Linked DNA regions of Homo sapiens: region 1 is linked to region 2. A link is a loop called in an ENCODE intact Hi-C map of the cell type or tissue named here. Cell type or tissue: HepG2. All regions are shown on one strand. Links, peaks and the distances in the headings refer to the core of each region. The heading gives the core; the rest is flanking DNA. Region 1 holds the start of LINC01430 (long intergenic non-protein coding RNA 1430). Region 2 holds the start of HNF4A-AS1 (HNF4A antisense RNA 1).

Region 1 (2,906 bases), core at 103-2,602, 55 kb after region 2:
ATGGGAGGTGGGCCCCAGAGAGACATTTCATTTACAGTGTGGGGAATGGACAGGGAGTTGGTGGCAGTGTGGGTTATACTGGTAACCTAGGAGCCCAGGACTCCTAGATTTTATGATTCTAAAATTCTTGGCCAGGCACAGTGGCTCATGCCTGTAATCCCAGTACTTTGCGAGGCCAAGGTGGGCAGATCACTTGAGGTCAGGAGTTTGAGACCAGCCTGGCCAACATTGTGAAACCCCGTCTCCACCAAAAACACAAAACAATTAGCCGGGCCTGGTAGTACATGCCTGTGATCCCTGCGACTCGGGAGGCTGAGGCAGGAGGATCCCTTGAACCCAGGAGGTGGAAGTTGCCCTGAGCCGAGATCGCGCCACTGCACTCCAGCCTGGTTGACAGATTGAGACTCCTTCTCAAAAAATAAAATAAAGTAAAATTCTCTGATTCTGTGTTCAACACTCCATCATTCTTCAACACAAAATGTTCAATGATATCACCATATGTGTAGGATGCCCAACCTTACCGCCCTCCATCCCTCCTTTCTGAGCTTCAGTTTTCCTTGTTTACAAAGTGAGGATCATTAACACTGTCCTTGCAAAGCAGCCGTGGGAGTGGGAGACGGTGTGTACTCAGCATCTGCACAGAAATGTGGTCCATCATGGCAGGCGTGTTTGTCTGGAAGTGCTCAACACACAGGCACTGTCAGGAAAGAGCCGGGTGTTGAGAGAACAAGACATCAGCAGGGAAGAGCAGGGCAGGCAAGGAAGAGCCTGGTCCTTGTCTGCTCCTGGAGACCTGGGCTGCTCTGGCCTCCCGGCTTCTGCCTGGGCATCTGATACCCAGATTTGGTTGTTTGCTTCCGGGTACCGACAAGTTTACATGTTGTTTGTGGAATTCCCCATTTCTGCAGCTGGCCAGAAACTCCCCTTTCCTGGTCTTAAACTCCCCCAAGGGCTACAGACACCAGCTGGGGGTAGCCAGGCAAGATCTGGTCTTCCCTGGACTGATCTAAGCCAGATCAAGTCCCAACCTGCTCACACTCTAGCGCCCCCTCTAGGTCACACTATAGGCATTCCCTTCTTAGACAACTAACTGTCCATTGGCTCCAGCAAGAGCAAGTCTTTGGAGACAGAACCCTCACTCCTCTCCCCAAAACACATGGTCTCCTGAACCACACCCAAGGTTTATGTGTCTCCTGCATTCTAATTTGCTTCTCACCAATGGTTCAGTTTTAATTCAGTCCAATCCACAAAACATCCATTGAAGCCGGGCATGGTGGCTCACACCTGTAATCCCAGCACTTTGGGAGGCCGAGACAGGTGGATCACTTGAGGCCAGGAGTTTAAGACCAGCCTGGCCAACATGGTCAAACCCCATCTCTACTAAAAACACAAAAATTAGCAGGGCGTAGTGGCGGGTGCCTGTAATCCCAGCTATTCGGGAGGCTGCAGTGGGAGAATCGCTTGAACCCGGGAGACAGAGGTTGCAGTGAGCTGAGATAGCTACACTGCACTCCAGCCTGGGTGACAGAACAAGACTCCACCTCAAAAAATAAAATAAAATAAAATAAAATAAATTGAACAACATAACTGTGACAGGCTTACCCGTTGCTTGGAGAAAGAGATGGGAGGCCAGCAGTGGTGGGCCTGAAGCTGCCAGTGCTTAGTGGATCAGGGTTGGGCTTAGGGTGTGAGGCCAGAGAGCTCAGTTCATTTCTTTGCACACAGTAGGGGCTCTGTAAACACCCGTGAAATTAAATCAAATTAGGAGTTTAAGTGACACAAGCTAGCATGTGCACCAACTATTTCCGGAAGGCGATGAGAGACCGGAGAGTGAGATGGCTTTCGGGGTGGGTGTTGGGGGGCTGGGTAGCTGGGGTCGGGGTGGGAGGAAGACCTACTTCTCATTTTATGCCCTTTTGTACCTTTTGAAATGTTTTACTTTCACCACATGCACACAGAGCAGAATCAATCAAACAAACAATCACAATTAAATAAACAATGCAGGGAGCCAGGCTGTCTCAGAGCTCCATGGCTTCATGCCTGCTCTTCCTGCTGGTGAGATACTGTTTCCCAGCTTTCTCCAACTGGGGAAGTACACGTCCTCCAAGAAGTACACAAATGTCCTGTCTTCTGGGGCCTGTTCCTGCCTCCCTGTGATGGTTCTTCTCTGCTTACCCACCTCATCCACACACGAGTGGTCCAATCTCCAACCCTGTCTGTCCTGCTCTGTGGCCTGGAGGCACCTGTGCCTTCTGACATCACAATACATTCAGCCAAGGGGAGGAATCGGCAGAGATAAAAGGGCAGGATGAGGGAGAACTGGGCATGTTTATGCCACCCCCAGCTCCCTCCCTGTTTTGCCTTAATTTTGGCAGTGGCTGAATTTCTCCATGGTCTTAACTCCTGTCTTAGCCTCACTTATATGGCTCCAGCTATCTCTGGGTCAAGTAACACCATTCTCTCTCTCACCTCTTTGGCCTTGGGGTGCTAACAGCTCCCCACTGTTGCCAGTCCCTGCATGCCTCACCTCTGCAAACACTTCCTTCATTAAGTTTGCTTCAGTTAAGCCAGTGGTTCACAATCTGGGGTGACTTTGCCCCCAGGGGACATTCGGTGATGTCTGGAGACACTTTAGGTTGTCATGACTGGTAGAGAAGATGCTACTGGCAGAGGCAACAGATAGTGCTAACCATCCTACTCCGCACAGGACATCCCCCACAACAGAATTAGCCAGCCCCAAATATCAATAGCACGGAGACTTTGGGTCTCCCACTGCTCCCTGCCTGAAGCCCGACAGTTCATGGCTGGGATTCTGGACTCCTGCTGGCCTCTCTGCTTTGTGGTGTGATCTGCCAGTTTCCACACCTGCTGTTGATCTCCTCTTAGTGACACAGAGATGAAAAGAC
Region 2 (2,906 bases), core at 123-2,622:
GGAGGACAGCAACACCCTCAGCCCAGATGTCATAAGCCACCTGGCAGGAGGCAGCCTGCGGAGAAGCTCCACCCACACAGATCCAAGTCCTCCTGGCTTCCTTCCTGATCATTCTCCAGACCATACTCTCTGCCCTACCTCCGGAGCCTTACAGTCAGCATCTCCCACAGTGCCCTGCTCTCTGCCCTTCTCCTGGCCATCTCTCACTGGCATCCCTGGAAGGGAAGGGTAGCCCTGGAGTTAGAGGCACAGACTCTAGAGACAGACTGCCCAAGTTCCAATTCCACTTCTTGTTTCTCATCAGCTGTGTGAGCATGGGTATATGGCTCAACCTCCCTGTGCCTCTGGTGTGTAAAAAATTGGTGAAAACATTGCCTACCTCCCAGAGTGGCTGGGAGGATCAAGGAAGTAACACATGCAAAGCTCCTAAAACAGCTGCATATCCAGTGGCCATGATGATCAATGTGTATATTTTGCTTCATTTCATTTTCATGACAACCCTGGAAGTTAAGTATTATAATTCCCAATTTACAGGTGAAGAAACTGAGGCTCAGAGAGGTGGAGAGAGTCAGGGCAGGGCTCTACATCTTTTTTTGTGATAGGGACTGGGCATCTGTCTTTAATTTTAAAAAATCTTTTTAAAAAATAGACACAGGGTCTCACTATGTTGCCCAGGCTGGTCTCAAACTCTTGGGCTCAAGTAATCCTCCCATCTCAGCCTCCCAAAGTGCTGATGCCTCCAGAGACAGGACGTGGCTGAGATGGATTATAACGTAGTCTCCGGTTTGCAGTGCCTGGCTGCTGGTCATATCCTCACAGGGCCCATGGGACACAGAGCCAGGTGCATTCCCCTGACTTGGGTCTTCCAATGGCTCTCAGGCACCTCTCTGCTTCCAGCCAGCCCTGGGAGGAGGGGGAGAACGGCATGGCAAGGCGTTTGCAGAGCCGTCTTGTTCACCAATGTCTTTCAAGACATTGCCCGGGTCCACAGAGAGCCCACCATTCATTCCCATGCTGGCTGGAGCCCCTGAATACCCGAGGTGACCTTCTGTCCTTGGACAAGTCACTTCCCCCTCTGATCTCCATCTCCCCATCTGTGCAATGAGGGGATGGGGCTGAATCAGTGGTTTTCCAACCCTCAAATAAAATATTAAGACTACATGTAAAAGGGAGTCGCTGGTTGAAGCTGGGCCTGTGGATGCATACCCTTGGCTCCTGGGAGCCTCGGAACCCAGCTTGAAAAACCCCAGCCCACATCCTCCTAAAGATTCTCCTGGCTCTGACACTGCAGAGTTCTAGAACCCCAAGCTCAAAGCTGCCGCTTCCCATCCCTGTTTGGAAAGCTCTCCCCCAGCTGCCTTTATCTCTCTTTGGTAACAGAGCAAATTTGCTCAGGACCCAGCACAGGGGGAACAAGCAGACTGTTGACTCTTGAGCAAAGCCTCTTCTTTGGAGAGCAGCCGAGGTGGCCGTGGGCTATGCGTTGGGAGGCCAGCGGCCTCTTGCATAACCCTGGAGGCCTCCTGCCCACCCAGGCCTTTTCAGGGTTAGGGGTGAGGAAAACCGCAAACTCATGCCCAGTTAATTTTTTAAGGCAAAATCAACAGGCTCAGCAATGATTAGCAGCTGGGTAAGTTGGTCTTAATCAGGCTAAGGACAGGGAGGGAGGAAGGAGGCCCAGGGATGGGGCCCAGTTATCAGTTAACCACATGAATGTTGCTTCCTTCCAAACCCACTGGCCTTCAGCCCCAAGCTCCCTCATCTTCCTCTCGGAAATACTCCTGTGACAAGCCAGTGGCCACCCATCATCGGGTGAACAAGCCAGTGGCCACCCATCATCGGGTGAACAAACACAATGCCACTCATGGTCTGTGATGAAGTAGAAAGTGCTCGTTGTTAAGACAAAGCTCACCCACCACCGCTGCGTGGACTTGAGCAAGTCCCTTTCACCCTCTGAGGCTCCGTGAGGGGCCCCAGGTCTGGGCCCCAAGTCTATGGTTCAGTCTGTGGCCAGCTGCCACTCCCCTGACGGCCTCAGTGTTTCCGTCCACTAAATGGGTGGGTTAGCCAAGGCATCTTTTCCAGTCTTGAAGCTTTGTGGGTGCCTGATTTGATTAAGCCACAGTGGCCTTTGCCGAGTGCAGAGGGTGGTATGAGTGGCATTTTAGGAGCTCAAGGAAGAGAAAGGGAGGGGACCTACCTGGTATCTGCCGTTGGTATCAGCAAGTGTCAGATCCCAGCTCCAGGAAGAGGGCTGTCCTCTCAGATGGGAGGCAGGGGTCCAGTGGGGTGGCTGTGGCTGCAGGGACAGCCTAGCAGAGCCTCTTGGTGGCCCAGACCCCCTGTCCCTGGACCTTGGAAGCCGCTAAAGGAAGCAGCAAGACCAGGCCAGCTGGTGGCTGCCTGGACTGGAGTTTGGTCAGTGGTTGGGGACCTATATTGTGAGATAGTTAGGACTTTGTCCACAAACTGGAATTTGAAATTTCAAAGGGGCAAAACTGAAGGGCCCTACCCCAGAGTAGAGATGGCTCTTGGCTTCTTTCCTCCACGACTTTTGTTCTTTGTCTTGATAAGTCCCAGTTTTCTCTGCACCTCTCCCGGAGTGGTGGGTGGGGAAGAAAAGATAGGAGATAATGGTGTGGTGAGCGCCAAGGGGAAGTGAAGATGCCAAGCAGCCCTGGGGTGGCCAGGCGTGTGGAGGATGCCCCTGCCCCTGCCTATACCCCGGGATAAGGTGCTTTACTTCTCAGGTCCTTGAGTTCCCCTGCAAGACTGAGGCAGTGAAACCACCAGCTCCAGTGCCTTAGAATTCCGAAGTCCTTTCAGGGATTCCAGGAGTCATGATGCAGGCAATGCGTAGAGGGGTGAAGCCCTCAAGCTCTGGAGGCAGACTCGGGTTCAAACAA

The links. A loop is a pair of places that touch in the nucleus more often than their neighbours do. Peaks named below come from ENCODE experiments on the same cell type or tissue, not always from the same donor. Only the 100,000 strongest peaks of a DNase experiment are listed, where the experiment ranks them.
Region 1: it touches region 2 in a loop (2.9-fold over the local background); 16 of 110 quality-filtered maps call a loop at or near these places.

What each region holds. Positions count from the first base shown.
Region 1 is chr20:44,448,358-44,451,263 of GRCh38, forward strand. It overlaps LINC01430 (long intergenic non-protein coding RNA 1430), which reads right to left and starts at 2,200. Exons shown (of 3, transcript NR_109893.1): 1 at 2,180-2,200; 2 at 1,603-1,733; 3 at 420-697. In HepG2, for the core only: a CTCF peak has its summit at 1,052 (motif pointing left); a DNase peak (open chromatin) is centred at 1,054.
Region 2 is chr20:44,393,253-44,396,158 of GRCh38, forward strand. All of the region lies in intron 1 of HNF4A (hepatocyte nuclear factor 4 alpha), which reads left to right. It overlaps HNF4A-AS1 (HNF4A antisense RNA 1), which reads right to left and starts at 2,410. Exons shown (of 3, transcript NR_172878.1): 1 at 2,201-2,410. In HepG2, for the core only: no CTCF peak of the experiment used is centred there; DNase peaks (open chromatin) are centred at 1,439 and 2,409; H3K4me3 peaks cover 2,415 bases.